3 separate regions of the Mus musculus genome follow, and regions 1 and 2 are each linked to region 3. The links are chromatin loops, found by intact Hi-C in ENCODE. Cell type or tissue: heart. All regions are shown on one strand. Links, peaks and the distances in the headings refer to the core of each region. The heading gives the core; the rest is flanking DNA. Region 1 overlaps Adarb1 (adenosine deaminase, RNA-specific, B1). Region 2 holds the start of Gm51791. Region 3 has its middle 25 kb from the start of Pofut2.

Region 1 (10,819 bases), core at 2,543-7,542, 57 kb after region 3:
GATCCTCGAGCATAGCAGCCCTCTCATCTGCAGCACCTGCCCTGCCAGCAGCCGACAAACCCCATGAAGAGCTCAGAGCTTTTGGTCTCTGCCTGCAGTATACACCCCGGTACTTCTCAGGGTACACAGAGGTGGGTATGTAATCAGGGTGCCCCATTCCTGATCACATTTGTGCTCACTGGACCGAGTGCCTTGCCTTGAGAGACCACATCAGCCACATTAGCTTCCCTTGTGCCAAGTCTATACTTGTCAGTGTATGGCTGCAAACTGAGGTCCTGAACCTGGAAAGGCTTATCAGTGGAAAGGATCAAAGGGAAAGGCAGAGTTTGACACAGTCAAGACTAAACAGTATGCTGCTGGTACTTTCCCTTTATCTTTGCTGAAGGACGTGAATTCTCTGCTGTTGGGGCCCCTCTCTAGCAATAAGAGCCGGGGTATACAGGGTGGTGGCTGGTAGGGGCGCTGGAGTCTGCAGGCCCTCTGACCTGGCTTGGGCAGTAGCATGCCTTCCTTATGGAGAGAATGTACATAGGGTGGGGGTAGGGGGGTGGGGTTGTTGCAGGCCACACTGAGTGGGTCCTTGTGATTTAGTGCCCATATGGCCTGCATACAGTGAGTGCTCCTGTCGATTTAAATATATTTTAGCGAGAAGCCAGGCCAGCACAGAGCCTTCAGTCATGCTTCTTCACACCCGAGGCCTGTGACTATTCTTGGTGGGTTAGGAAACTGATGGTGATAGAACCCTGGACAGCGCTGACCACAGCCAGCAGACACAGGCTGGCTGTACCTTCCACATGACCTGAAGATCCCTGAGCTCTGGCTATCTATCTCAGGAAAATTAAAACAATCCCTAAACAAATACATTCATGCCACAGCTTGAATAACTTGTTTTCAGTTATCTTCCAGATACACATGTAAATGGAGCTTAAATTTAAGAACGTAATGACCCAGAATGAGGTAATAAGCCCAAGTTCCACCTATGAAGTAGTTGGAAAAAACCAAATCCAGATCATTCTCTTCACGGAAGAACATTTACCATAACCAAATGATGAAACAGAATATAAAATACTTTGTATGTAATTTAAAACCTCGTAATAAGCTAAAGCCATATTCAGAAAAAAATTAACAAGTATGAATATTAGACACATAAAAATCTATAATATTCTGCTTATATTTAATTAGCCCTCCTTCCCATGGGACAACTAAAGAGAGCAAAGCCACTGAAAATGTTTCTAAAACTGTATTTTTAATACCAGCATTTACACTGGGAGTTGGCATCACTGAGATTTATTCTGGATCCAATTTCTGTAACATTTCGAGTGTGACTCAGTATTTCAGCTACTAACCTGGAATGTGCTGCTACCATGGATGCTCCCTCTCTGAGAGGAGCTCCTGACCTGCCATCCAGGTCCTCACTTGTGCCGTGAAGCCGTCAGCACAAATGTAATGAGACATACACTGTATCAGTCACAGCACGTTCTAGAAAATCTGAGCTATCTATCCACAAGTGCGGCTCTTCCGTGTGTGTGTGTGTGTGTGTGTGTGTGTGTGTGTGTGTGTGGTCAGTGACAACTTTCTACGCTTGAGGATCACTCATAGCTGACATCACAGATTAAGTGTCTTCCACTCTCTCAGAGTCTAAGGAATTGTCCTACCTGCATAAACAACATAGCAGCCACACATTACAGAAGCCACCTCCCTGGTCATATGGGATGAGATTTCATATGGTCCATTCTAGAGCAAACCATGAGCCTGACAGTCAAGAGCACCATTCTTACTGCTGAAATCCTGTGTCTACCCCTGTGCTGTGAATGTCCAAATCTCTGATGCCAATAGAAGTTCCTTGTGGGCACTTGTTAGGTAGCGGGGCAGATATACAGATGGTTAGTGCCACTCTATCTATCCTATATCCTAACCCTTATTCTTCATCTCTCAAAAAGATCCCCTCTGTCCAGACTCGAGCTGAGACTAAGGGGAAGACTTCACGATAGCAGCTCGGGATCACACTGAGCAGAGAAGGTTGCTCTGAGTCTCAGGGTTACTTTCCATCAGTACTCAGAGTTTGAGCCTCTGCTGAGCTAGAGCCTTATCTACAACGTGCCCAACCCCACTCATTTATTGACCCTGGAAACCAGGCAGAGGAGGCTGGCCTCAGATCAAAGCTCCTGACAACGGCCTTTTAATATGAGCAGAAGAACTGGGAACAGTCTAAAGATGCTCTCACATTTGGGACAAACAAAAGACTCAGAAAAAGGGACAGGACACAGACATGGGACCTTATACATACAATGTGATGGTGATCATGGGGAATACAGCAAAGGAGTATCTCTGAATTTCAGCTCACCCCACCTGTCACCTGCACGGTGGCTGGCAACTGACCCCTGATCAGACTCTAATGTGCCTCACAGTCTGACCATGCTAAAGGCCTCTCTCAGGCCTTGACCAGAAGCATTTGCCTGGTCAGCACCAGGACTAAACAGCCTTCCTTCCCATAGGACTTTCTGCTGTGTTGGTGGCTCCTCCCGAGCTGCACACGAGCCAATCAATGTTCGTCCTGGGGGGGGGGGGGAGCAGAGCAGCCACACAGGAAATGAAGGAGTGAGGGAGAAAAATCATTGAAAATGTATTGTTGTCACAGTTCAACAGGCAGCTTGTCACTACAGTTTCACTACAGAACTAAAATTTTAAAAGCATGCATTTCCCCAGTCTTAGACAAAACACAATTCATGACACATGATCTTAAAGTATTTCAAAAGCACACACTTCCAATCTTAAATAACTTTGGTGTAACTACATGTCCAGTCTTCACAGCCTCTACTGTTTTGAAGGCATTTCTATTAGCTTCAGAGACATATTATAAACCACCAAGAGCAGGTACCACTACACAAGGTCACACTGCTCAGTAACTGACAATAAGCTTATTTAGAAGTCCGGCCAGGAACAAGGTCCCATCTTATAGAGGCCTAGCTGCAACGGTGTGATACTCTATACTTTAGGATGCTGGTCCAAAGAAGGCAGGCTTGCAACAGAGCTTTTCCTGCAGTGGACACAGTTCCAGTGTACTCGAGGAAGCTCCCCTGAGCTGGGACTGCAGGGAGTCCAAAGCCATGTGCCCAGCATTAGGTTTGGATGCCCCATCACTCTCCCAGCTAAGTGGCTTGTGCCGAGGGTCTGCAGAACAAGTGGCATTTCTAAACTGGGCTAATGGATCAGCACTCCCTGTAGTTTTACTTCTGTGCTCTTGACTGGCATTGAAGATATGAAGTCCAGCAGGACTGGACTCTTCTAAGATACTCTTCTAAGAGCAAGTGGGTATTAAATTGGCTTTTTTGAGCTTCTCTTTGTTCTATCTATACAGTAGTAAAAACAGCACATGCACTTTGCCCACAAGGATGTAGGGACCGTGATGTCCTTCTAATGTACCCCTGACATTCTGTTAAGCACTCCAGTTTTACCCTGAACAAACTACAAAGACTGCTGGCTCTAAAATCAATTTCTTCTTCATCCTTAAAAAACAAAACAAAACTATAGCTCATTTTATTTCCTGAGGCATTACCATTGCTGGCTACAGAGCTCATGTCCTAATCCTATGGGGCGGTAGCACTGAGGCAGTGTCTAGGAAGGTGGAGGCAGGGCAGTGAGCTGCTCAGCATAGCTACTGTTCCCAGCTAGCAGCAGTTGCTCACTGGGATACTTTTAAAATATTACCAGTTATATGGAGACAGTAACTGTTGGTAGCTTATATGCACTATTTTCCCTCTACAAGCTAACGGTTTGCAGTTTTTATAGTAGTGGATACTGTTTGTGCCCTTGAAGGCACATGATGCTTTTACTACTATAAAAACTTTTGAATCTTGTTTAAAAACAAACAAAAAACCATATGGATTTTAAAGTCTTAAAACACAGAGTGGAATTAAGTACTGAAATAAGCCGGGTACTGACTGTGAAGGACTTATCCCTGCTTCTGCAGAGGGAAAGTATTTCCACGGTAACAGCTATGGTCTTGCCCTCTCAGTATACTAAACAAATTTAGGACAAAAGAGGCATGGCTGAAGAACGAACAGCGGCAAGAGCGATCCTTACGAATCACCTCTCTAAACAGAGAAGCCTTGTAATGCTCACGCTTCAAACTTCCACAGCTTCACAAACACCCCTCCAAAAGCACCCTGTAGACAGAAGCTAAAAGGACCTCCGCTCACACTTACAAACGCATCTTCAAAGCTTCCTTTGTCGGCGTGCCCTATCAAATTCCATAAAGTATCAGCAAGAGAGAGGCATTCAAATCAACAGTGAAACAGAGAAGTGGCCGGCCAGCAAGGCTGAGCCGCAGGCAGCCCACCCCAGAAGACACTGTGGTGTGGCTCGCAAACTCCACCTACGTGCCCGAGTAATTACCTTTCCTTTCAGAGCGCTTCTTGCGCCTCCTTTTATACCGACGCCCCACGAAGCTGAAGAAGGCACCCACGGTCAAAGTTCCCAAGCCTAGAGATGCCATGTGGACCGATGAGTGGCTGACAGCCCCTGCTAGTCCCAAGCTCATTCCGCGTCCCTTGGTCACTCAGCAATAACACGGAGGATTATTTCAATGTGCAAAGCCGAGGCTGAGGCGACAGCCACCCCTGCCGGCAGGATTCAAGGGACTGACTGCTCCTCCATCTCAGGCTCATTCATCAAGCCTCAGAATTAGGCAGAATTGGGTTGAATGGGACCCAAACACACAATGATTTCCTCCCAGAAAGTGACATGTGATAGTTAACCCTCAAAGCACAGGGTGGGGAAAGAGAGAAGCGCAGCGCCTGCAAACCTTTCTAGGAAAACAGTCTCCTATGACAAAAATCAAAGTCCCCTCTCAACAAAAACTCCTACATTGGGAATAGAAGCACTAGTGAAAGAGTAGTTTGTGGAATAAGAGCTGGAGGAAAAAACAAAAAACAAAAATGTAGTAGAACTGTCAGGAGAGCTAACAACATGGAGGATGTCAGTAGAGAAAACACCACGCGTGTCTGTTCGCTCCTGGTACTATGCATGGTACAAAAGAAGCCTTCACCCACAGTGCTCAGCATCCGTTCACAACTGGTCACTCTCAAGGTCCATGAGTTAGTGTAACGCTGGCAGCCACATGGGAACCGTCTGAATTTGAATGTGCGTGACATGCTCCACGCAAGCCATACCTTCTACTCCACACTGGCAACTAGGTGAACATTGGATAACAAGAGTCACCAGCAGCTTTTACCTTTGCAGAACTGTTAATATGACCTAACAAACATAAACTATTTAAGTAATTCTGACACGTTGACAGTTAATTTTTATAACCTTTGACAATTAAAAAAATTTTTTTAAATGTGGAAAAATCTTACTTTGCTTAAACATACAGCACTCTGGAGAAATATGTATAAATTTTGTATACCTTCAATTACCTATTTTATTTTTTAATCCTTTAGATCAAAACCCTGCATACTTCTGTAAAGGGTCAGACAGGCAGTAAGGCTATGTGTCTCTGCTGCACTTTTCTGTCTTGTTTTTATCTTTAAAAACTCTCTTAAAATAGATAAAAATATGCTATGGCCTAGCTGCCAACGCTCCTTTAGGTACTGCTACCAACGAAAACATCACATCTTGATCCACTATTCGTTCCAACATGAGTAAGCTTTCCACAGAATGCCCAGACATGTGGCTGCAACTGATTCAGGCGTCTTTTCTAGTTTGCCAACTTTCAGTCATAAAAGCCCATCTTTCCACATGGTCTTTCCATTTTTGAATGCACACTTGTCAGTGAGCAGAACCACTGTGTCTGTAGTACTTTGGTTCAAGTACTTTAAAACTCTAAGCAGGGTTTGTTGACCTCAGGTCCTCTTATCTCAAGCCTCCACCCTGCTACAACAGGTCCACGCTATGGAGGGGTGCTGCAGACAGCAGACCATGGAGGCAGCAGCTGTCCTGGAGACGTCCCCTGCTGCTGGAGAATGACAATGGCTCATGTACACATGTGGTGAAGTCTCAGCTTATGCATGATGCAAGCTCTGAACATACCAGGCAGGAGTGCCCCCCTCGGAAGACACTTCCAAGACGGGGGGACACTGAAAGTATCTGTTAAGAAACCCAGGAACCAAGAGCCCTTTGGAAAGATGAGGCTGAACCTGTGGCAGCCTGTTGTATGAGCTAGTATCTTGGGTGGCAAGCAGGGCATGATTTGAAAAGGCTCTTTTCAGCTGAAGCAATGTTTAGAACTTATCCTGAAAGCCATGCAGAATCCACTTTTATAGCCTACAGTAGAACAGCAGGCAGGTGGGATGTGAAGAGACAGGGCTGGTGGCCATCATAGCTGTAAAGTCAGGCAGAGGAATGGTGGAAGACTGGAAGAGAAGACAGGATGCAGGCTCTTGGGCCAGGCCTGAGGTGGGCAGCAGGATGAGGAAAGCATATATCCCCAGGGAAGGTCAGACACCAGAGGACCCAGAGCTCCACTTCTGAGAGGGAGCTGTTGTAATCAGCTGATGCAGGCAGAAGCCAGCCCTGTTCCTACTCCCTGGATTGCTAGGAACCAGAACAACAGGGCTTAGCACGGCTCTCCTAAGCCCAGGTAGGAAGATGGTGGCCACCTTGTCACACTTCCCTCTCCTGATTAGGTCCTGCACATACCACCTTAGCACCTTTCAGTGTTACCAAAAGGAGAACCCAGCCTGGAACCCACTCACCTGGTCTCTGGCTTTAGCATGGCCTCTTCCCACCCATGAAGCTCCCATCTTCCGGGACTCTACCCCATCATTCTAGGGCTACTGTATCTTCTGAGAATTGAGCCAACATACCAGCCCCCCATATTAGAATCTATGGATGCTCAGACCCCTGCATTAAGTGGCACAGTTATCTGGATGACCTGTGCACACCTCTTCCTGCAGACTTTAAATCACAAGTACTCTTCATACCCAGTAGAACACAAGTGTTGTATGAATACTATACTATATGCATACATTTCTCAACATTATAGCATTTAGAAGTGACAAGGAAAAGCCCGTACATGCTTAGCCCAGATATGATTTCCCCCCAAATTTTCAATCCATGACTGGAAGTAGATGCTCCACAGATCCGGATGAGGGTTAGAGTAGGCAAGAGCAGTCAGAGGCCAGCCCAATACATACAAGCAATTATTCAGCCGTAATGCCTTTTACACTGTTATGCTCCCTGAGGCTGTGGGGGGCCTTGGGCACTTGGGAACAGAGGACAGTCCTTGGGGTACAAACAGTACCCCTAAGGACAGACTGGGGAAGCACCTTTAAGGTTTTCTTGTGTCTGGGAAGCAACAGAACCCTTTCACAGAAATAGTTTTGGTAGCAACACTGGCATGTCTCCAGTGTTAGTTTGAGAGGGTTGTGTGTCAAGCTGCCACCTCACTAGGCCTCCTGCCAGGCAGTCAGCATGGGTGGGAGGGACTGCCAAGAAGACAGTTAACAGAGCCTCCTAGAGGAAGCATAAAGGGGTTGGGTGACAGTCTCATAGGCCTGAACACCAGCGACAGGGTGATCTTGACCTCTCCCACAGCTCTAATGAGCCTGTGGAAGGAAGGCTGTGGAGACTGCCCGTCACTGTTCAGGGGTGCCTGAGCTGCGCTGGGGGATTCCTTTTCTGCTGTGTCTGTGTTTTGACTGTGTCCCCAGGATGTTGGCCTTGGGAGCAGATGACTTGTTTTGAATAATATCTGGTCACGACATCTCCAACCTAGGTGTCAGGTTTTATTGTTTGTTGTCACAGGTCACTGTGGACAAAAATCCAGGCTGTGATCATGTGCCCATGCTTGGCTATCCACTGACTCCAACACTGTGGTATCCCACTGTGAAGATCAGGTGTACGAGGTATGGCTGCCATCATGGAGTCAAAGGCAAATACAGGAATGAGCACCAAACCACAGAGAAGACAATTGTTTAAAAGGAAAGTGAGTGACTCTCGGTCAGTGTAAAAAGAAACTGGGAAGGCTCCTTGGTCCCCTCAGTTTCATGGAGCCACTTAGGCCACATGTTACACCGTACTTAGGCCACAGTGAGTGAACTGGTGCAGCGTGCACTTGTCTTCTCAGGTTGACGGTCCCTCTCCCTGGCCCATGGTCGGTGTACCTTTGTCTTCTACAGAGTCTGCGTGGCTTTTGACTCCAGCGGTTTAATAAGACACAGGGCATGAGAGCTATGGGAAACTCGGGTACATGGCCAGGAAGTGCAGGTGTCACCACTGTGATTTATATTGAGGCAAGCCCAGTCTACAGAGCAGAATATACGCCCCAACTCTGCGTGTTCCACTTTCTTCGTTTCTTGCCTTCCAATTTCTTCTGTTAGTTAAGAGAAATATCAGGGGGCTGGTGAGATGGCTCAGTGGGTAAGAGCACCCGACTGCTCTTCCGAAGGTCAAGTTCAAATCCCAGCAAAAAAGGAGTTCAAATCCCAGCAACCACATGGTGGCTCACAACCATCCGTAACAAAATCTGACTCCCTCTTCTGGAGTGTCTGAAGACAGCAACAGTGTACTTACATATAATAAATAAATTAATTATTAAAAAAAAAAAAAAAAAAAAAAAAAAAAAGAGAAATATCAAAACAGAAGCCCGATCCATGAAAATTGAAAAACTGCTGCAGAATGCAGTTATCTGGTAAGCCAGAAGTAGCTTCCCTGATAATCGGTGGGTTAATTTTAAAAGTACTTCAAACCAGGTGTGCTAGCGCAGGCCTTTAATCCCAGTGCTAAGGAGGCAGAGGCAGGCAGATCTCCTAGTTTGAGGCCAACCTAGTCTGCAGAGAGAGTGAGTTCCAGGACAGCTAGGGCTATTGAGAAGCCCTGTTTTGAAAAACAAACAAAATGAATAAATAATCTACATCTTAAATAAAAAAAAAACCCTACTTCAAAGTGTTTCCCAACTGTAAGAGTGATTCCTTCCATGGGTGCCTTGCTCCCAATTCTAAGAAGAGGCAAAGTATCCACACCTTGGTCTTCTTTCTTCCCGAGCTTCATGTATTTCACAAATTGTATCTTATATCTTGGATATTCTACGTTTCTGGGCTAATATCCACTTATCAGTTAGTACATATCATGTGAGTTCTTTTGTGATTGAGTTACCTCACTCAGGATGATGCCCTCCAGGTCCATCCATTTGCCTAGGAATTTCATAAATTCATTCTTTTTAATAGCTGAGTAGTACTCCATTGTGTAAATGTACCACATTTTCTGTATCCATTCCTCTGTTGAAGGGCATCTGGGTTCTTTTCAGCTTCTGGCTATTATAAATAAGGCTGCTATGAACATAGTGGAGCATGTGTCCTTCTTACCGGTTGGAACATTTTCTGGATATATGCCCAGGAGAGGTATTGTGGGATCCTCCAGTAGTACTATGTCCACTTTTTTGAGGAACCGCCAGACTGATTTCCAGAGTGGTTGTACAAGCCTGCAATCCCACCAACAATGGAGGAGTGTTCCTCTTTCTCCACATCCTTGCCAGCATCTGCTGTCACCTGAATTTTTGATCTTAGCCATTCTGACTGGTGTGAGGTGGAATCTTAGGGTTGTTTGTATTTGCATTTCCCTGATGATTAAGGATACTGAACATTTTTTCAGGTGCTTCTCAGCTATTCGGTATTCCTCAGGTGAGAATTCTTTGTTTAGCTCTGAGCCCCATTTTTTAATGGGGTTATTTGATTTTCTGGAGTTCTTTATATATATTGGATATTAGTCCCCTATCTGATTTAGGATAGGTAAAGATCCTTTCCCAATCTGTTGGTGGTCTTTTTGTCTTATTGACAGTGTCTTTTGCCTTACAGAAGCTTTGCAATTTTATGAGGTCCCATTTGTCAATTCTTGATCTTACAGCACAAGCCATTGCTGTTCTATTCAGGAATTTTTCCCCTGTGCCCATATCTTCGAGGCTTTTCCCCACTTTCTCCTCTATATGTTTCAGTGTCTCTGGTTTTATGTGGAGTTCCTTTATCCACTTAGATTTGACCTTAGTACAAGGAGATAGGAATGGATTAATTCGCATTCTTCTGCATGATAACCGCCAGTTGTGCCAGCACCATTTGTTGAAAATGCTGTCTTTCTTCCACTGGATGATTTTAGCTCCCTTGTTAAAGATCAAGTGACCATAGGTGTGTGGGTTCATTTCTGGGTCTTCAATTCTATTCCATTGGTCTACTTGTCTGTCGCTATACCAGTACCATGCAGTTTTTATCACATATGCTCTGTAGTATAGCTTTAGGTCAGGCAAGGTGATTCCACCAGAGTCTCTTTTATCCTTGAGAAGAGTTTTTGCTATCCTAGGTTTTTTGTTATTCCAGATGTATTTGGAGATTGCCCTTTCCAATTCATTGAAGAATTGAGTTGGAATTTTGATGGGGATTGCATTGAATCTGTAGATTGCTTTTGGCAAGATAGCCATTTTTACAATGTTGATTCTGCCAATCCATGAGCATGGGAGATCTTTCCATCTTCTGAGATCTTCTTTAATTTCTTTCTTTAGAGACTTGAAGTTCTTATCATACAGATCTTTCACTTCCTTAGTTAGAGTCACGCCAAGGTATTTTATATTATTTGTGACTATTGTAAGGGTGTTGTTTCCCTAATTTCGTTCTCAGCCTGTTTATCCTTTGTGTAGAGAAAGGCCATTGACTTGTTTGAGTTAATTTTATATCCAGATATTTCACCGAAGCTGTTTATCAGGTTTAGGAGTTCTCTGGTGGAATTTTTAGGGTCACTTATATATACTATCATATCATCTGCAAAACGTGATATTTTGACTTCTTCTTTTCCAATTTGTATCCCCTTGATCTCCTTTTGTTGTTGAATTGCT
Region 2 (10,819 bases), core at 1,964-6,963, 150 kb after region 3:
TACTGAACTCTGTAGCTTGTTTTCTTCGGCCTTGGGAAGGATGCCTGAATGTTTCTACTTTATTAAAAGACTGAATCTAGGTGACTGAGGTTCAAACGTTAAACCAACTTGACATTTCAGGAATAAGCCAACATGGAAATAGCCCAGGAGTCCAGCAAGGATCCTTCTCTTCTTGGCTGCCCACCCAAAGCCTCGCTTCACAGGCTCCTGTGGAGAAGCATGACAGGAACCTGGAGGTCTAAGGACATGGAGACTACAGACCTGTCTAGTGACTGCCCGTGTTCTGTTTCACTGCTATGCCATTATGTAGAAGAAGGGGGCTGTGTGGCTCTCAGTTGTCTCTTCTTCGTCCCTTGTATACAGACACTAACCCCATTGATGGCTCCATCCTCAAGTTCAAATCTCCTCCTAATTCTACTACCTTGAGGCTTAAGATTGTAGCATAGGAATGTTGGAGGAACATGGACATAAATACCACTGCACTCCCAGATGACTTAGATTGCCTTTTTTTTTTTTTTTTTTTTTTTTTTTGCTATTATCTTTGGATTTTACTGCTGTGAACAGACACCATGACCAATGCAACTCTTATAAAGGATAACATTTAATTGGGACTGGCTTACAGGTTCAGAGGTTTAGTTCATTATCATCAAGGCAGTAGCATGGCAGCGTCCAAGTAGACATGGTACAGGAGGAGCTGAGAGTTCTACATCTTCATCTGAAGGCTGGTAGGAGAAGACTGGTTTCCAGGCAGCTAGGAGGAGGGTCTTAAAGCCCATACCCACAGTGGCACACCTACTCCAACAAGGCCACACTCACTCCAGCAAGGCCACACCCACTCAAACAAGACTACACCTTCTAATAGTGCCACTCCCTGGGCCAAGTGCATTCAAACTGTCACAGCTGTTTGGCAGTTTTCAGAGTGTGGTCCAGGACCAACTCCCTGTGTGACACAGAGGGACAATTTGATGGATTCCTTCAGTTTCATAGGAGAAAAGCAAAGGAGAGAAATAAAAGGCCACTGAGCCTCTCACACACATGAATCATGGCCATGAGTCATGGGAGTTACTCTCTGTGTGAGAGCCTCAGAGACAGCCAGGGAGCCATGACAAAGGCTACAGAATGTACCAACCTTTGAAGCTCTGCACATCTTTTAGTTAGCCTGGGGAATCTTATGCACTTGTTGATGCTGTAAATGACACCCTTAAAATTCATTTCTAATTGTTTCTTGATAGCAGAAAAGCAATCAATTTTGCATATTGATCTTACGCTTTTCTGTTTGACTTTCTGCTACTGTTTTTGCGTCTGTCTTGTAAAGTCCATGCTGCTCTCGAATTCTCTGTGGCCGAGGATGATCATGAGCCCTGGACCTTCCGACCTCCATCTCCTAAGTGCTGAGATGAATATCCTGTAGTTTGCTATGGTTATTTTGTGGGTTCTTCTTTCTTCCACCCTTCTCCATCCCTTTTCTCCACCCTTTCAGCCCCTTAACACTAGATAATAGAGAAAAAGGGATAAAGACAAAGGAAAGAGATCCCTGAAAAAAGTCAAGGGTAGGAAAAGAGGCAATGTCATCATTAAACTACTTACTGTTGACGAAAGGTATTGAATTTCTTAAGGCAAATTTGATCTTCACCATCCGCATATCTAATTTCTTATTTTTCTTATTGTTGTTGTTGCCTCTTCTTTGCACACAACTGCTTAGAAAGCCATGACCAACAGCAGCCAACAATCAATCAACCACCCAGCTCTTCTCAGAGCCTTAGCATTTTGGAGGGGCTCGTGGGGAGATTCTCAGAGCTCTAGCATTTTTTAGGGGGGGGGTTGGTGGGGAGAGGCTGCTGTGAGTTTATTTTCTGCTTTGTGCAAGACACAGTTATGGGGTCAGGAAAACTGTGCTGTGAACCAAGAGGGAACTCTCTCCAGCTTCTGTTGGTGTCTGTTGTTCAGCCTTCCTAGTTTACAGGGAGGATTGAGAAGGTGGGCTCTGGCCTAGCACCACTTAAACTTGGGCAGGCTGCTTTTGCCGACAGGTCAGGACTGGGCCCTGGTATTGGTCTGGCCAGGATGGATGACTGGCTGCTTCTACATGGTTTCAGGAGCCAGGCCACAGGCGATTGGGCTTCTGGAGGCCTGGGGAGATTCTGCCGAGTGCTCAGGCGACTCCAACACTGTGGCCATGAATGGGAGGGTGGATTTCCCAAAAAAGAAGCTGGCCTACCAGTGGCCAGGGTCAGCCTTGGGAAGACCTGGGGAGAGTGGAGCACGGTGTCCCCTGGGTACGCGGCACTTCTGCCAGAGTTGTTGCTGGACGAGGAGTCCAGGCATCCTGGATAGTAGTCATGGGTAGCCACAAGTGAGCCACTGGAAGAGATGGCTGCTGTGTTTCAAGGCTCACCAAGGTGCAATGGGTCTTTGGTGTAATGGGGCGCTAGGCAGTGGAGCCCATTTGCAAAGATAACCCACAAAACACCACTACTTTAGGACCCTCGTGCTGAAAAGTCCCCAGAATTCCAAATGTCACACAACTGTCCAAACCACCCTCAGGTGGTAAAATCACGCCCCTACTAGAGCCCGAGGCAAATCATAGTCAGCTGCTGTGGACAATCTGAAGCAGCCCCGTATCCCACACTTGGAATGAAATTGAAAACATATTCTTATAATATTTCCATGTTTTTTAAAGAAACCAAAACTCCTAAACTGTCATTACACAAACCTATGCCACCACACCCAATTTGACCTTCTATATTGGTCTTTGCTACTTTAACTCACCTTTCTGGTCCTGGAGAAACTTCAATGCTTTTTTGGACTATTTAGGCCATAGTGGTCTCGTTTGTGAGCTGAAGTAGACCTGCTTTTCAGGCACCCATGGGACTGCTTGTTGAGGCTCTTACTTCACTGCCCTGGCCAGGACCTGTGCTGCAGGGGCACTGAGCCAGGGACAGAGTTAATGGGAGAGTGGAACAAGAGGTAGGCTGAGATATCCCAGGACATCACACAAGCCACAGCAGTTCAAGACCTGGGCCCCAGGGCTGCAGGAGCGGCCTGCTGCCCACCACCCACCAGGGAAGTGCTCCATTCCAGAACTCTGAGCACCTCATGTTCTGTCTCCTTCTAGGCAATACTGACAAGAGAGAACCTCTTCCTGCTGATGGCTCATATCAACATCTCCTTGTCTCTTTCCTTTACATTTCCCTTCTGCTCTTTGTCCTAGATTTCTATGACTTCCTACCTTGTCCCATACATCACAAATATTTCCTCCTGGTACTTTGTTTTTTATGTTACTTATGGTTTTCTTTTCTTTTTAATATTTGTTTGTTTGTTTGTTTGTTTGAGACGGGGTCTTTCTACATAGCCAAGGCTGTCTTGGAACTCACTATGTAGACCAGGCTAGCCTCAAACTCTCACAGAGATAGGCCTGCCTCTTCCTGCACTATCACCCCAGTGCTAGTATTGAAAAGACTGGCTACTCATATATGGCTTTCTTAGATTTATTTTGTTTTATTTTTATGTGTATGAATGTTTTACCTGCAGGTATACATGTGTGCTATTTGAGGGTCTGGTGCCTACAGAAGCTAGAAGAGGACATCAGATTCCCCGGAACTGGAGTTACAGATGGGAATAAATCACCCTGTGGGTGCTGGCCACCGAACCTGAGTCTTCTGCAAAAGCAACAGGTGCTCTTAACTAGTGAGCCATCACTCCAGCCTGTCACGTTTTAAAAAGCTGTTCAAAGGGGTCTTCTCTCATGTCTGTGGCCCTTTCTTTGAGCCACAGTGAGAGCACCACTTCCTGTGTGCAGGTAAGGCTCCCACTTTCTCCCAACACTTATTCATGTCTCACATCCGATCCCAAGTATGAGGGAAAGAGGTCAGTCTCATCTCCTCACGCATGCTCAGAGTACACCCCCAAGGACTCTTCCCTAGAGATGCACAACATCCTCTTTGTCCTAGGTAGATCCCAGTGCCCTTGGCCTGTTTCTGGATCCCTTCTCTATCCCAAGTCCATCTCTCCCCTCTTGTTCTGACCCAAGGCCAAGGTCATCTCTGGAAGAACTGGTGAGCTGGTACCTTTGCAGACCTTGTCACGGTTTTCTGGCTGTCTCTGAGGATCTCACAGAGTAACCCTCCTGAGTCATGGCAAGATCTATGGATGTGATGTGCAGTGGCCTTTAGCTTCTCTCCATTGCTTCTCTTCTGGAACTGAAGGAGACCTTTGGTCCTGTCCCTCTGTCTCCCTCTGATAGTCGATACTGGGCCACACCCAGCTCTCACCCTTGTGAATGGGTAAAATTCCTAGGCAAGGCCAGGAGTGACGTTTTGGGTTTTTTTGTTTTGTTTTGTTTTTTGTTTTTTTTTTTTTCCCTTGCTGCATTGTCTTGTAGCCTGTGGTATTGTTTGCATGCACAATGAGCATACTTTCCCCTCCTGTGTGGAACAGCCAAGTCACTCCCAAAGCCAGGTTTTTAAAAGCAGGAGCCACATCTCCCATAGATTTCATCGAGGAGGGGAGGGGCAGGCTTCAGTCTGCAAATTACAGCTCGGGTGCTTTAATATGCCCTAAAAATACCTCCCATTTGCATCTCCTGCCAGCCAGTGTTTAGGAGACTGTTTCACTTGAGGATTCCTGGGGCAGCGACAGGGACGGACAGGCTGTTGCTGAGGCTCCTTCCCCGGTTTCCTCTCGTTCTGCTCCAACTCCAGCGCACCTTCCAGGAAGAGAGGAAATCTTCCTGCGAGTGCAGGAAGCGAGATTAATGCTGACAAATGGAGCAGCCTCTGCCCTGCATGTCAGCTCCTGGGTTTTTGTCTTCCTTTTTATAATAAAGAAAGAGTTTCATGATTGTTTTTTTCCCCCCTCATGGCTAATTTGAGATTCCGGTTATTTAAGGAGCCAGAGATGGAAGCCGATGACTCAGCCCCTCCACGGGGAGGGATTTCCTTAAAAGACCTCTCAGTTTGTGGGAGCGTGGACCAGTGTGACTGTTCACAACTTGCTCCTCACGCCTGGAGCTGCCCGCTCAGACACCAGACCACGTGGCAAACAGCTCGCTGGGTCTAAAAATACTGTGCCTGCCCATCACAGCAGCTTCTGTTCACGGAATGGACAGAAGCCACAGCTTGTCTTCGTCTGCTGGAGGGCTCTCTGAGCATCTGGGAGCAGTGGCACTACACCTGGCTGCACAGCCTCTGGACACGCTGCTGAGCCTGACCCTGTCCAAGTCTGTCCCCTCAGCTTGTTACCCACAGCCAGCGGACCCACCCGGTGTGATGTTTCTGTCATAGCTGTCAGATGGGCTCTTTGGTCCTTTGGGAGCTGTGGACCTTGCAGAGACAATGAGTTTTTCTAGCCTGTGCTTTCTGTCCCTGGCCTGTAAGGACTCTGCACACTGCTGGGTGGATCATCTTCTGCATTTGGGAAAGACATTCTTGTGGGTGGTCCAGAGTGGGCCCGAGAATATTGGGATCAGAGAGCAAATTCCCCTGCACAGCCTTCACAGCTGATGATCACCACAGATCTGGCCCCATCGTGCTCCCCTCAGGCTGGCTGGTTACAGGCTGGCCAGTGATGCCAGATAAATAGATGGACTCCAGGACAAAATGTCCAAATGACCTTCCTTTCTGATTTGAGGCCAGTGCAGAAGGAGAAGCCACTAGGCATGATGTTCAGGGCCTAGAGAACCTCGTGGCCTGTTATGTCTCTGCCAGGGCAGCCTTTGCCTCCAGGAGAGAGCCCAATTCAGGAGCAGGAGGTAGGGCTTAAGAAGGAGTCTTTCATCAGGCAGTGGTAGTGCACGCCTTTAATCTCAGCAGGCAGAGGGCAGGGGGCAGAGGGGCAGAGGCAGAAGGGATCTCTGAGTTCAAGGCCAGCCTGGACTACAGAGCAAGTTTCGGGACAGCCAAGGCTACACAAAGAATCTCTGTCTCCGGGGGGTCAGGGGAGGTGCCTCAGACTCTCCTCGATTCTTGGACACGGACACTGTAAGGCCCCAGGATCAGATTCCACTCTGTTGCCCTACTCTAGCTCTGTGTCTGAGGGTGCTGCTGGCGGGTGTATGTGGTCTGTGTGGTTTTTATGTAGACAGTGTCCTTGTTCCCTCACAAGGCTATAAAGCTGGGCACAGAGGCCTTAGGTCGCTCTTACACCCCTCACAATGGTGTGGAGACCCTTACATTGGGCAAACCTACATTCCCTTCCCTGCGTGGCAGCCTGCAAACCCCTTTGGGAGTCCCTTGACTGTCACCATCTCTCAGCAATGTCTGTCCTTCCTTGTCTTGATGCCAGGTCTCAGAAGCTATTGTTGTATATTTTATCTCTTTTGGTTATTTGTGGTCACTCAGAAGACATAAGAATGATCCTTGCTACTTTATCAGAGTTGTCAGTGAAGTCCTTTGGTCATCTCATCTCCATGTTCTCTTATCTCAGAGCAATCTCCTCAGGCCCCAAAGTCTCTGAAGACAGAGGACCCAGGCTGACTAGTTTCCTCTGTGAATGAGAAACTGTCCTCTGACCTAAAGTAGAACTTGGCCTTGATGTGCTCAGCATGGAAATTCAACAGCTCCTGGATAATGGCTTGCCTGGCTCCGCACTGACCCTCACGGGGAAAGCTTCATGCCCTGAGGTCTTAGGTTCCAGTTAAAGTGATGTCTATCTTATTGCAGCCCAGCCCAATCTCCCATCAAAGCATCCCTGATGAGGGAAGAGAGAGATGGATAATCTTCCCAAAGCATATGAATATTTGTTTGTGGGCAAAGGAATAAATGGCCTAATCAGACCCCAGGCGTGGGCCTGTTCCTACATAATTTCAGTCTCCTTGCTGTGGAACTCAATGCTTTGACACTGGACACAACAGAGTTTTGTAGGGCTCTGACCCAATGCCCACTCCTCATGCCTACCTGGCATACTTACTTAGCATCCCTACTTGGCTCCCTGTCCCTGTCAGAAACCAGCACAGGCACACCTTGCCTCCCTGCTACTCCACTACCCTATACTGTAGGGTTGCTGCGTTGGTCATTTTCAGTGAGAGGCAGGTAGAATGTCATCACCTGAGACAGGCTGCCCTGAAGTTACCTCATCTTTGTGGCTGTCAGCTGATCTCCTTTAGAAGCTGCCTGGAGATGAACTCAGCTGACCTAGATGGTCTGCATCTGGTCCCAGTGATAAGTTTCTACCCAGGCCACTCTCTACATTCCCCAGAAAGCTATGAGAGTAGCAGCTAGTCACCAAGCTGGATTTCACCAGGAGTCCACCTCAGCTCCCTCCCATCTTTCAGGATCTAGAACTGCCAGTCAGGACATTTTGTTGGGGGCCCATTTTCTTTGTTGTTTGTTTAGTTATAAAGATTTTAATTTTCTTGAATGTGTTATTGTTGGATTGAACACTGACCAGCATAGAAAAAAATGGTGATAAGTGTCCCCTCTCCCAAGATTTCCTCCATTCTAAGCTCCCAGAGATCTCAGAAACACACGCCAAGCTGCAAGAGAGTCACCTCTCTGTCCCCCAAAGCAAAGAAGAATATGTACACTACTTCTTCACCCTGCATTTACAACTCATAATGCACTCATTCAACAAATGAGCACCAATATGGCTGGCAGAAGACTGTGACCCTGCCTCCAGGGTGGCTGATGGGAATAAAGTCCATCTAGGGAATAAAGTCTGCTCTTGCTCTTGTAGACCATGAGGAAGAAACATAACTGGAAGATGGAGATGGAATGTTCCCTTGAACAGAAGTGGGATCCCACTTCACACCCTGTCAGCAAGTGTGATGGTTTGTATATGTTTGACCCAGAGAGTGGCACTATTTAGGAGGTGTGACCTTGTTGGAGTATATGTGGCTTTGTTGAAGTAGGTATGTCACTATGGGCATGGGCTTTAATACCCTCAGCCTAGCTGCCTGCAAGTCAGTCTTCTACTAGCTGCCTTCAGAACAAGAGGTGAAAATCTTAGCTCTTCCAGCCCCATCCCTGCCTGGACACTGCCATGCATGATGATAATGGACTGAACCTCTGAGCCTGTAAGCCAGCACCAATTAAATGTCTTTTATAAGTTTCCCTGGTCATGGTGTGTGTTTACAGCAGTTAAACACTAACAAAGACAGCAAGAATTCTTTCTCTGACCCTGGGAAGTATGGTCTTTAGCTGGTGGAGCAGACAAGACACACCCTTGGGCTAGTAAGGGTCAAGGCAGGGAGAGGGACTCAGGGCAGGGCTGGTGGTAAGCTCCTAAGGAAAGGAGTTTAGCGTGGGGAGGGGAAGCAGCCATTCACTTTGTATTTGTATGTTTTGGGGGCCAGAAGCCAACCAGACAGGAGGTCTGTGGGCAGCTAGCTGTCTTGCTGGTTGATTTCCATTATTAAGCTTGACATTCAGGGAGCTGCTTAGACATTATCTAGGGTATTTTGGTAGTCAGTAGGCTGAGTGAAATAGCTGTTTTTCAAGGGTATGGGTCTGCCCAGTCAATTGAGTTCTGAGGGCCACCCTGAATGGGAATGTATACTCTGTCTTCTTCAAGACGACAAACCCAGCAATAGCTGACCTCCTGTCAGTTTGTTTTCCCCCCAAGATGGGGGTGAGAGGGAGTTTGCCACATAGCCTGAGCTGGTCCTGAGGCAGAGATCCTCTTGCTTCAGCCTCCATATCCATATGTTTCAGAAGCAAAGGTGTGTATGGGAGTGCTGGTATGTGTGCATATGTGAAGTACCTATGGAGACCAGAAAATGCCATCAGATCCTCTGGAGCTGGAGTTACAAGCAGTTGTGAGCCTCTTGACATGGGGGCTAGGAACTGAACTTGGGTCTTCTGGAAGAACAGAAAATACTCTCCCCACCCATCCCACCCCCCACCCCCCCCCCCCGGCCCTGCTCGCTCTGGCCCCACTTCTGGCCATATTTATTTCATATATGTGAGTACACTGTAGCTGTCTTCAGACACACCAGAAGAGGGATTCAGATGCCCATTATAGATGGTTGTAAGCCACCTTGTGGTTGCTGGGATTTGAACTCAGGACCTCTAGAAGGGCAGTTGGTGCTTTTAACTACTGAGCCATCTCTCCAGCCCCAGAAAATACTCTTAACCACTACACAAACTTTCCACCCTGAAAAAAAATTTAAAAGATATGTCTGTCTCAGCCAAGGGGATATGCTCACTTCAAAACATGGCTGAGTCTGGAAGTTCCTAGGCAAGATCTGCCTGTGTCTGTTGCAGTTACTTAAAGCCTTGGTCCATTACCACTCCAGGCTGCAGAGCCAAGTTGGCATCCAAAGGGCATCTGTACACTTAGTAGTCTCTGGAGGCCTTCTGTTTCCTTCTAGGCTTCTCCTTTCTCAGAACAGAACCTTGTCAATCATTTTCCCACCAGGAGGACCAGGAAGTTGCCAGTCCAAGGCGTTGCTCACCCCACAACTTGAGATGCTGTTCAAGGGTTAGGTCTCGGAGGAACACTGGTTATCAAAGGGCAATCGGCATGTGCTATTGTATTTGAGTGGTGTCTTGTCAAAGCCTAATGGACCTAATGAGTTGGAGAACTTATAAAACACTAACTCTTGATTATATGCAATTAATCAGCCGCATGGCTCCTTAGAGCTCAGGTTACATCCCACTTAATGACACTTGGGTCCCACTCACTCTGCCAGAGGTTGCAGTAAGAACTTCATGTGGCTTCATGCACTAACCACTCAAAATTGCCCTCAGAAGTCAGCAGTATGGAGGTCATTCTTACCAGTGAGAAGGTTTACAGATGAAGAAGGTGTTGTAGCTATGGATGGTTGGGCCAAGGCCAGCCTCACACTTGTGGTACTAACAGGCACACACAAACCACACCTAGGCTATTCTTCACACAGCAAAGCATGTCTGCTCTCCCTGAAGCCTGACTTGAGAAAGTCATTTGCATGCACCCCCACCTGCTATGAGGGTCCCCTCCCACCAGGAAGGAACCCTGCCTTTTACAGAACAGCATAAGAAAGCTAACACAGAGGTGTGAGCATGCAGGGATGTGACACCCTGACCATAAGCACCGGGGACAAAGACACAGGTCACAATGGAAGGAAAGGCACAAATGAACAAGATGGAATAACAAGCAGAGGGGCATGCACAAGTGCACACACACATGTGCATGTGTGATAGAGAACAGTGTATGTATGTATGTGTATATGCATGTGTGGTAAGGAACTGTGTGTGTGTGCATGAACATGTATGTATGCGTGAGTGGTGGGGAACTGTATGTGTTCATGTGTGTGTACGTGTGTGTGTGTGTGTGAATATTTGCAGCAGGTGTGAGAAATAAAGGGTAGAGATGTGGGAAACAAAGGGTTAATGTCTTGACTAGCTTTGAGAGCAATCAAGTCAGCAATACTGCAAATAAATATATTATAATACAAAAACAGAGAAACAAAAACTAGAAAGACCATCATTCCAGTGGGGAGTGGAGGACATGGGTCTTGTCCTTTGTTCCCGCAGCTTAGGAAGTACCCTGAGACTGTAACCCGAGATGCACACCTCCCCCCAAAAAATACATTGGCAATGCTGTTTTCATGACCCAAGTCTGAAGACCTAAGTTGTCAGCAACAAAGTATTACTTAAGGACAGCCACGTGCTCTGGCCAGGGTGCTCTGTGCAACTCAGGGAAAGACTCCAGGAAACCGACACTTAGCAGAAACCTGCTAACAGCATAGCAGTTGTGTGCAGTGGGAAGTGCCATCCATGAGGCGAGGTTGTACCCAGGGTCCAGGGCGCCAGCTTGGGGCCCCTTATGAGCACAGATCTATGAACAGTTACTTGTGCAGTAGGGTAGAGTCACTTTCGTTTTGCTCATTAATTTTATTTTC
Region 3 (10,819 bases), core at 1,909-6,908:
GACCTAAATTAGAAGCACGAGGTATAATGTACATCGGCAGAACAGACCGGACTAAAGAGATTGGAGAGTCTCCATTATTTCCAAAGAGTTCACAGTTTCCTTCTATGCCCGTGTGTGGAGCAGACACAGCATGGGGCCACAAACAGCCAGTACTATTTATCTCTTAGTATCCCAGGGCTTCAAAAGTCTGTACTCCGTCTCACAGAGAGATAGCCTTGACTTGCCTGCTGTCTCCTTGTTGGCCAAACTATAATAAAACCCTTTGTTCTCTTAAAACCCGGAGTCTGAGTACCAGTTTGCACATGTGCCAGGCAGCAGCCTTGCTGGACACCATCATGAGACATATGGAAAGGTATTTGGCTTGAAGAAGAATCACAGAACTATGATTCAATATGAGAGAAGGAGAAAGAAGACTCGGTGAGCTTCATGCCTGTCATCTCAGTAGAGACAGAGGATCTGAATTCAAACTTATCCTAAGCTACATAGCAACTTCAAGACCAGCTGGGGTATGAGATTCTATCGCAATAAACAAACAAACAAAATGACAAGGAGCTTGCAGTTTCATCTGGGAGGTGTGGATGCTCAAACTTGCCTTGATACATGCTATAAGCTTGGCTTATATCAAGGACCTCGCTGCTTTCTGGTGGATGTACTGGGTTTGCCACTGTCCAGGGTTTACGGAGCTGCACACAAACCAAGCAGCTCTGTCCCTGGACTGGCCACCTTTCCCATGAAGTCAGTGGACACTGACGCCCCCCCCTCCCCAAGGCAGGGTCATTTGCAAGATCACCATGCATAAATGTTCGTGGATATTAGGTCCTTCTCCCACAAGAGAACAGAATAGGGCTCAGGGGAGGTGAGGCACCATGTCTCCTTTAAGCAGAACAGAAAGGTGAACTGCTGCCAGCTACATCATTCCTGAAAGCACCTTGGGGAGAAGGCAGCCTGGCTGCTGCGGGCTGGCTTGTTCACCCCATTACCCTCACTGGCCATTAGTGAGGAGAAGTGGGACTTGACTGCACATCCAGGTTTCTGTAAATAATGTGTGTGTTCTCAGCAAGTTCGCCTCCGTGAACCCATGGAGGGTTTGCACCATGCCGCAATCAGCGACTTTCTACCTCAGCACTGAGTTCTGCTGCTGCCGAGGGCTGGATGCTGAAATTCACTTCTGTCTCCTGACAGGGCATCCTAAAAATGCCTGTTCCCAATGCCTGCTCAGGGGTCAGCTGGTGATAGGTAAGTGGTCTGAGAAACTTCAGGGTCTGCCCGACCTTGCGAGTCACATCTGGAGTTCACAGAGCCCTCCACAGAAGGACACACGGACGCCACAGCCTGATGTAACGTTGGATGAGACAGGCTTTTGTAAAGGACTACTCAGAGCACCGGGCATACAGAAGAACACAATATGCTCATCATTGTCTCCACCCCACACCCCTCTCCCCTGAGCCCCCAAGCTCGGCGTTCCCCCCACCCCATGGAATCATCGACAGTCACACACTGAGGTAGCCCTGCCTGCATCATTTAGGAAGACCCATATGAATGTTCACAACAGGGAAGGAGGAAGGTAGACATGTGTGGAAGGCATCTCAGAACCTCCTGTGGAGGCTGAGGTAGAACTTGGGCATCAATGCACAGAGAAAAAAGTGAAGGATTGGTGATACTGGTTTGGGGACAAACCTGGGCCTGGTGCCCTTAGGATACATTTACCATCCAACACAGACCTTAACATGGGCTCCACTGAGTTCTTCCCTGGGAACTCAATCCTCTCCCTGATACTAAAGCTCTACATCCCTGTATAAGCTGGCTTTGTTCTGGGGTGTTGAGGGCTGGGGGTAGAGAATGGTGTGGGCAAGAGTTAGAGAAGATGTAGATAGGGTGGCTCACCCTCATCCAAACCTAACACCTTAACTGTCACCCAAGTGTCCATAGTCTATAACAACACTGACCCCCTGCCCCTAGCAGCAAAGGCCACCTTCCACCCTCATCTGCACAAATCTTGCATACCTCACAGCTCCCTAGCTTGGACATGCTGTGGGCCACCAGGCACTTGGCCTGGGAGGTCAGGTGCCTCTCTTGTCTGACCTGGGTACCTTGGTGCAGCCAGGGAAAGCCCAGATGCTCTTTTAGCCACCTGAGTACCCAAGGGAGATACAACCCTCCATCAGAGGATGTAAGACCCAGAGCACTGTTGAAGAGCCAGAGGTACGTCTGGGTACGTCTGGGGCAATCAACTCTGTGAGGGGCAAACTTGACAGACTCCTCCTCCTCCTCCTCCTCCTTCTCCTCCTCCTCCTCCTCCTCCTCCTCCTCCTCCTCCTCCTCCTCCTCCTCCTCCTCCTCCTCCTTCTTCTTCTTCTTCTCTCTCTCTCTCTCTCTCTCTCTCTCTCTCTCTCTCTCTCTCTCTCAGACTCCGTAGAGAGCCATTTCTCCTTGTAGTCTGTCCGGAGAGGATAGGGAGAAGGGCTAGTTGGTGACAGTTCTACTAAAACCATTGTCATCTAAGGTCCTCTGAGAAGGGACAGTAATGGATTCACTTTGAAGGAGGACCTGTTCTCAGTAGCAAACAAATAGCTTTATAATGAGGCTCTAGGAATTAAGACCACTTCATGAACTATCAAACCAGTAAAAGCATTTACTGAGCTACAAAGTGTGACTCCCAGAACCCACAGTAAGGTGGAAAGGAAAAAACTAACCTAACAAGGTTGTCCTGAGTCCCGCATGGACAGGCTGTGACATGTGTCCAAATACACACAGGCACACACAGATTCATGCACACACACACACACACACACACACACACACACACACACAACACAATTTGAAAATTAGAAAAATGATTTTGTAGAAAAACTTAACAGGGTTTAAGACAAAGGTTTTTAGGCTTTTCATCCTCCAGGCATGTTTTTGGTGTCTGGCTGCAGAGTCTGTCACATAGGATGGTATCCGCTCTATCTGGTATACAGAGTTAATATTTACTTAAAGATTTACAGATAAGACTATGTGCTAAGTGCACGTGCATGCTGAATTCCAAAGAGTTTAAGTATTAAGACATTACTAGAATTTTGAATTTCAAAAAAAATTAATTTTTTTCCATATCCTAAGCTTTAATAGGTAAAAAGAACTAACAGCTAATAGAACTAAAAGTGCTAACAGGAAAGTTTATGATTCCTAGGAAATTTTTTAAAATGTAAGCTTTATTTATTTATTATGTATAGTGCTCTACCTGCATGTATGCCTGCAGGCCAGAAGAGGGCACCAGATCCCGTTACAGATGGTTGTGAGCTACCATGTGGTTGCTGGGAATTGAACTCAGGACCTCTGGAAGAGCAGCCAGTGCTCTTAACCCCTGAGCCATCTCTCCAGCCCAGGGTACTCTATATCAGTCTATGGATTGTGCTTTTGTTATAAGTAAAGCTATAAGCAAAGTTATGAATGTTCTAAACCATTACCTGTTTATAACCATAGAACAAGATATGTATGTTTTAAGCTGATTATACCAAAAAAGATACTTATAGGATTTCCCAAGATCAAAATTTAGTGCACAGGTCTTCTCTGTCTTCATGTGAATGCATGTTTTGCCTGCATGTATGTATGTGCACCATGTATGAGCCTGCTATGTACAGCAGCCAGAAGACGGTGTCGGAGCCCCTGGAACTGGAGTTACAGATGATTGTGAACCACTGTGTACTGGGAACTGGACCTGGGTCCTCTGCAGGAGCTGCAAATGCTCCTGATTATCAGCTGAGTCATCTCTCCACCTCCTCTACACTCAGAGTTGGTAGAGGGGGTATTTTTACACTGCCTTTCCTCCCTAGATGTCACCAAACTGGCCCAGGTCATGCCATCCCATTGCCACAGAGTAAGTAATCAGTAATGCTGTCAGGAAAAGCGCAAGATCTGAACACCCTACCAAAATCAAGAACTAGAGTCCCAAGGATCGTGGAGGTGCTTGTGCATGTTACTATCCCTCCACTAGGTGGCGCTGTTGCTTACCTTTCTGCCTCGATTCCCCTGCTCTTGGTCTTGGTAGGCACAGGAGAGTGGTTCCTTTTCTGAACTCATGTTCCTGGACTCCACATATCAATCAAATAACAGACAACTAGGAGACAGTGTTCCAACGCACTGGGCGAGAAATGGATGGGGGAGATTCTGCTGGGGGTTTAGTGTTTAGAATCTCAACAGGAAATTGTACCTTGGGAATGAATATGGTGACCCCGACCCCTGAAAAAATTTGCCTCTGGGTATGGTAATCTGTCCCCATGGTCTTCTGTGCACATGCACGCTTTCTGGCTTCTGTTTCAACTTTTCTGAAGTTGTAATACTGTTGTAGGCAAGGCAGAAACAAACTGGGAATTTCTTCCCTGAGTTTTGCCAAACTATAGATAAATTCACTCATATATATATGTATATATACACACGCACACACATACACACACATATATATAAATTCACTCATATATATAGTTTCTCTCCCTGTGGCCAGCACAACCAAGCTATATGGTCAGGGGCTTGTGCGCTTCACCTAGTTCTGGAATCCCAAGGACCGTCCTGCTGTTCCCATGGTTTTTGTGTTGCTGGAAATATCATGGTGATGCAGTGTGCAGCCTTTTGAGACCAGCCTGTCACTTGAGGCTCTTCCTCACCTTCTCAGGACTTGAAAGCTTGTGTCTTTCACCACTAATTCATGTCCTTTCGCCTGGATGCATTAACGTATACATCCATTTGTCTACTGAAGGGCTTGTTGGCCCCTTCAGTTTGGGGCAATTATAAATAAAGCTGCTGTTGTTACCAGAATTTACCATTTCTACTGCTTGGCACTCTGCCCAAAGCCAGGGAGACAGTAACATAACTAAGTGAGAGGAAGTAAATTCGAGGCCAATGAAAGGGCAAAGGAAAACATTTTCCCTCTCACATCTCCACCTGAGGGGCACTGCTCAGGTCTCCCCTTCTTCCGTGTGGGTTCCTGAGATCAACTCAGGTCTAAAGTCATCCCAGAACCAAGATCTAAGTTTTCTCCTGTTCCCCCTACCTCAGGAGTTCAGTACTTTTATGGTTTATGTCTAGATTCTGTTTTATATGTGGGTGTCCAGTTGCTTCTGCACCATTTGTTATTTTGTGTTAGCAACCTTTGTTCCTTTGTCAAAGAGCAGCTGAGGACGATCAGTTAGCAACAGGGCTCTGTGTTCTTCCACTGATTGTTTCTCTTTCGCATATGTCACCATGGCCACCTGTACTTGCTTTAACAGGGCCCTCCATCTCTTCTCCTATGCAGTGCCTGCCTCCTGGGATTCTCAGGCATTTCCATTCAGAGTGAGAGGCCCTGGTTGTGAGCACCTGGCAGCAAAGGCACACACAGCCCTGTTCCTCCAGGCAGGCAGGCAGGCAGGCACTCAGCATGTCCCTCAGCTCTGAAAATATTTCTTGCTACTGCTGTTTCTCTCACTGAGACAGGAGGAGACCACCACAAGTCCACACTGGCCCTTTGACCTGTTTTCCAACTAAAAGCAAGCATTGGATAGCTTTGTCATCAAACACCAAGTCAGACTCCAAGGCCAGAATATTCATAGACTAGTCCCTTTCAAGACACCACACGAGTAACAAAGCCAACTGAGAGTCATTACTGCAGAAGGAAAGTAATTAAGCAGGCTTTACCTGCTCATGGCTGACCTCAGCATTTTGGAGGCCACGGGGCTGAGCCATGTATTGTGTGCTTCCTAGTAACTCTAACAGATCCTGACACAGGTTAACAGTTGCTTAGGTACTCTGCAGAACATTGAAGGCTGTGCAGAGAATTGAAGGCTGCTTTTGAGGGGGTGGGGGAAAGCTGTAACTATCTGATAGTGATTAGTATGGAATAAAAGGCATATTGTCTGTCCCCTCTGCTGTCCTAACGCAGGCCAGCCGCTACTCAGTTTTTCACGTAAACTTATCACTGGAGGAGTGTTTTGATGAAGACTAACATGCAATGAGCTTGGCTGGTTGCCTGTAAAAGCGAATGTTTCTTCTACCCTGCCATATACTCCGAAGCTCTAGCACTCACAGTCCCTCTGTCTTATTCTAAGACTCAGACTTGAAGCCGGAGCATTTCTGAAGATAAAGCTCAACAGTCCCCAGGCAAACATGAGGACATACAAGGAAAATATCTTTGGAGACCATGCCCAGGGACAAGTATGAAAACCCCAGTTCACTCCAGGTGATTGGATAACTTCCAGCTGTTCCCTCTGCTGAGTAGAACGGCCAGATGTCATCTTATATCCGTTGGTACCCTCTCCTCCCAATATGAAGCTCCACCTCACTATTATTTTTTTAAGTAAACATTTTTAAAGAATTATTTTTATTTTCTTTATATGAGTGCACTGTAGCTATCTTTAGACACACCAGAATAGGGCATTGGATTCCATTACAGATGGTTGTGAGCCACCATGTGGTTGCTGGGAATTAAACTTAGGACCTCTAGAAGAGTAGTCAGCGCTCTTAACCACTGAGCCATCTCTCCAGCCCCTCCTCATCACTGCCTGTCTTGTTCATATATATGTTGTGGTCTCATCTCTATAGTTCCCATGTCACAAGGTCCCATGGGTGTGCTATCAACTCTTCTTCAGTCCAGACCTCACTCAGCCATGAGTACGAGTTCAACCCTGACCCCAGATAACTACATAAGAGTTAGCTGCTTGGTTTTTACTCTGTCTTGTAGAGGTCTCACTGAGAGAGGGGAGGAAAGCTTTCAGCTAAGTCCCTTGATTCTTTGACTGAAGCCCTTCCATTGTTGAGCTTCCCTCAGAAGCAGACATGGTATTGGGCCCTTTTCACCAGACTGTCTCAATGTGCTGTCCTGTGGCTTCAAGAGTGTCTTAGGTTTTACTGCTGTGAACAGTCACCATGACCAAGGCAACTCTTTTTTTTTTTTTTTTTTTTTTGAGACAGGGTTTCTCTGTGTAGCCTGGGATGTCCTGGAACGCACTCTGTAGACCAGGCTGGCCTCGATCTCAGCGATCCACCTGTCTCTGCCTCCCAAGTGCTGAGATTAAAGGCATGTGCCATTACTGCCCAGCAACCAAGGCAACTCTTAATAAGGACAACATTTAATTGGAACTGGCCTACAGGCTCTGAGGTTCAGTCCATTATCATCAGGGCAGGAGTGAGGCAGCGTCCAGGCAGGCATGGGGCTGGAAGAGCTGAGAGTTCCACCTCCTGCTCTGAAGGCAGCTAGGAGAAGACTGGTTTCCAGACAGCTAGGAAGAGGTGTTTTTTTTGTTTTTTTTTTTTTTTGTTTGTTTGTTTTTTTTTTGTTTTTTTTTTTTTTTCGAGACAGGGTTTCTCCGTATAGTCCTGGCTGTCCTGGAACTCACTCTGTAGACCAGGCTGGCCTCGAATTCAGAAATATGCCTGCCTCTGCCTCCCAAGTGCTGGGATTAAAGGCATGTGCCACCACGCCCAGCCAGGAAGAGGATCTTAAAGTCCATGCCCATAGTGACACACTTCCTCCAACAAGGTCACACCTCCAAATAGTGTCCCCCCTGCCCCTGGGGCCAGGCATATTCAAACCACCACAAAGAGCCTCATTATCTTCCTATAATGTGTCCTGTGCTACAGCTACACTCCTGGGCAAAGGCCTGGTACAGGCTTCCAGGCCATTTGGATGGCTAGGTGAGAGAGCCTGCTATGGGGCTGGTAGCACACTGTGGTCTCTCATGGTTGTCACCAGATAGTAAGCACAAAGCTGAAACAACAAATAACTAACAACAACATCAAAACAGCACAATTCTAATATGGAACTTGGGTCACCCATAGCTGGGTCTCCATCCTTGTTGGGTCTCCATCCTTGTTGGTAGACATCAGCTATGTCCACAGCTTCAGCATAAGCAGACAGACGGGTAGTTATAGAGATTTCCTTCCCTTCCATTCACAGGGGGCAGGTGATGGGAGCTGATCCAAGTGTGCAGCACAGCTTCAAACAGGCTGCACATCTGAGAGGACGAGGGGCTAAGTGACAGGGTTGACAGCACCCTGCCTGGCAGGTGACAATACTCAGCTGACAGCTAAATACCAGGAAGTCTGACATATGCCAAGAAAAGACTGCTCTCAACTATATCCTTTTCATGATGTTCTGAAAAAAATAAATTACTGCGCAGGTCCTAATTACTTAGTATGAGTCGATGTTTATAGGGAAAGTTCTAGAATGCACAACGAAAGGCAGATCCATGTCTGGAGCAGATTCCGTATCTCTCTGGGGCACCCAGGCATCCGCATTAAGCTGATTAATTCAGGGTGAAAGAGAAAACACAGGTCCTCCTCTGACTTCTCTTAAAACTATCCCATCTCCACATAAGCCCTCATCCACATTCTTATGCAACGGCTCGGTTCTGTTCTGATGAGGGGAAGATCCATGTCCTGGAGTTTAAGGAGACTGAAGTGGAGGGGCAGGATGTACTCACAGCAGAGTACATGGCCTTAAAAGGTTCTGGGCCGCAGCTCAGCAGACGCTCACCGATGGCCTTCTGGTTTAGGGAGCACTCTGGGGGGTCTTCAGAGCAGTAGTATCTGCTGGAAATCTACCTGTGGGGTGACCAGTTTGCCAACAGAGTGGCTACTAATCCTATCTCCCCCACCCACACTGGGGAGGTCCTGCGCCGGCTCAGAAGGAACTTACAGCAGGGACTCTGATGTTGCTCATCATCTCTTAGCCCTTACATTTCTCCTTGAGAATCTACATTTGCAGCTACTCCGAATCCTCCCAGCCCTACTTGGCTCCAGTTCATGTATTCTGCCTGCACCTTTTCTCCTTCCTGGCACCTCACCCAGGTTTCCAACTTTGGGACTACTTCTCTGGCTCTCAGTGCATTTGGCTCTTGCTCAAGAAACGGTTCCGGGCCAGGCATGTGGCACACGCCTTTAATCCCAGCACTTGGGAGGCAGAAGCAGACGGATTTCTGAGTTCGAGGCCAGCCTGGCCTACAGAGTGAGTTCCAGGACAGCCAGGGCTATACAGGGAAACCCTGTCTCGAAGAAGAAGAAGAAAAAAGAAACGGTTCCAGAACATCTGTGGAGGTGTGAGTGACTGGTCTGCTGAGATCTGATTTAGGGAGTGTGTCTCCCCACTCCACCCACCACTTCTGCCTCCATTGAGCAGGAGAACAAGCTCTTGGCCCTTCAGACAGCTGTCTTTCTTGAATGGAGTCTTCATCTGGACAGAGATGTTGACCTCATATAATGTTCCTTTTCTTCTCAAAGTTGTGATCATCCTAATTTCTCTACTATAAAACATCTTACGAATCAAAACTTAAATTTAGTCTGGTCAAAGGCTTTCTTAGTAATATTCTGGAATAACATTATTTTCACATATCACAGTTTTTCCTTTTCTTTTAATTTTTAAAGTTCAATTCCCAATGACCACATGGTAGCTCACAACCATCTGTAATGGGATCTGATGTTCTCTTCTGGTGTGTCTGAAGAGAGCAATAGTGTACTAATACACATAAAATAAATAAATGTTTGTTTTTTTTTTAAAAGAAACTGGATGAATTTAAAAAGTCACAGCAATAATCTCGACTGTATTCAGAATTCCTAAGTAATAGCCTTCAAATCTGGCACTTTAAAATTTTTAAAAGTCGTGAGAATGGTTTTAATGCCTCATCAGCTGTCAAATCAATGAGGTTTTCATTCAAGTGTTTTAAAGCAAAGGGTTAGAAAGCACTTGGCTTGCTGGAGGATCTGTCATCCTGTCATCCTGACTCACAGTGTTTATGACACCACTTTTCAAGGGGCTGCCACTTACCTGTAATTCTCTGTCACCTAGTTAAGCCTAATACATTCAGAAGGGGTCCAGGACATTGAGATGCAAATTTCAGTGTTTCTCCCCCGCACCCCACCAATTTAATAGTGATAAGGTGCTTTTCCTACATCATCATTTTAAATGTACTTTCGTTGCAACTGTGGGACCGCAGACTTTGCACATTCTATTTATAGCACATGTCCTCCATGTGACCTAATCCTTCTTGTCACACCGGTGAACCAAGTCAGACCTATTTTCTATCAGAAAAAGAAAAACCTGACCTACTTTTCCAACAGAAACAAGAGTGCTAGCAAGCTTTTCTAGGGATATTGGAAAAGAAAACCATGAGAAATGAATTACATACAGTAGATGGCCTGGAAGAGAAGAAATTACGGAGGGCAATGAAGTCAGGTTTTTAAACATGTGGGTCTAATATAGCTACTTGGCTCATCTCATATTTAAAGAAAATGAGTCTTAATTTGTAACATGCAGGTGAACATTTGGGTCATGCACGGAGAAGAATGAGAAAAGACTTTGTGTCCTCTCGCTCATGGCTCCGAGCGTGTTTGCTCGGGTGTCCCCTCTCCTCCCTCCAGCTTCTTTGGGACTGAGGGTGGAACTCAGGGCTTCTCCCGTGAGGCAAGTGCTCTAACTGTATTGTAGCTTTTGCTTCATTTGTTAGTGTTCTCATCAAATGCTCCTTCGTATTTACAAAACAGGAAGGGACAGGTTGCTGATGGGACACAGTCCAAGAATGGGATCCTATGAGGGGAACTCTGAGTGCTTGTGAGAAAATTAAAATAACAAAAATATCCCAGCCGAACAAAAAAATCGAGACCAGAGTCTTGTGACCTCAGTTTCTTCAAAACCACAGAACTTTCTTTTGTGTTCCCCGCGGGCGCAGAGGATAGGTGTGAGCTTATTTCAGATTATAAAAAAACATGCTTTTGCCACGTGCAGCTTGCCATGGTGGTTATATTCAGCTGGAACTCGTGTGACCTTTGCTCACGTGACCATTCTTCTTTTTAAAGATTTCATGTATGTGAG

The links. Peaks named below come from ENCODE experiments on the same cell type or tissue, not always from the same donor. Only the 100,000 strongest peaks of a DNase experiment are listed, where the experiment ranks them.
Region 1: it touches region 3 in a loop (2.2-fold over the local background); 3 of 42 quality-filtered maps call a loop at or near these places.
Region 2: it touches region 3 in a loop (2.5-fold over the local background); 2 of 42 quality-filtered maps call a loop at or near these places.

The regions. Positions count from the first base shown.
Region 1 is chr10:77,335,625-77,346,443 of GRCm38, forward strand. The region is part of intron 2 of Adarb1 (adenosine deaminase, RNA-specific, B1); the gene reads right to left. Among named protein-coding and RNA genes, the nearest start is that of Adarb1, 77 kb to the right of the region's middle. In heart, for the core only: a CTCF peak has its summit at 4,642; a DNase peak (open chromatin) is centred at 7,417; H3K4me3 peaks cover 899 bases; H3K27ac peaks cover 311 bases.
Region 2 is chr10:77,429,913-77,440,731 of GRCm38, forward strand. It overlaps Gm51791, which reads right to left and starts at 2,384. Exons shown (of 1, transcript XM_030245426.1): 1 at 1,825-2,384. The coding sequence starts at 2,384. The coding sequence ends at 1,953. In heart, for the core only: no CTCF peak of the experiment used is centred there; DNase peaks (open chromatin) are centred at 4,699, 5,009 and 5,669; H3K4me3 peaks cover 843 bases; H3K27ac peaks cover 1,808 bases.
Region 3 is chr10:77,279,036-77,289,854 of GRCm38, forward strand. No RefSeq gene overlaps it. Among named protein-coding and RNA genes, the nearest start is that of Pofut2, 25 kb to the left of the region's middle. In heart, for the core only: CTCF peaks have their summits at 3,214 (motif pointing right) and 3,967 (motif pointing right); a DNase peak (open chromatin) is centred at 3,966; H3K27ac peaks cover 659 bases; H3K27me3 peaks cover 346 bases.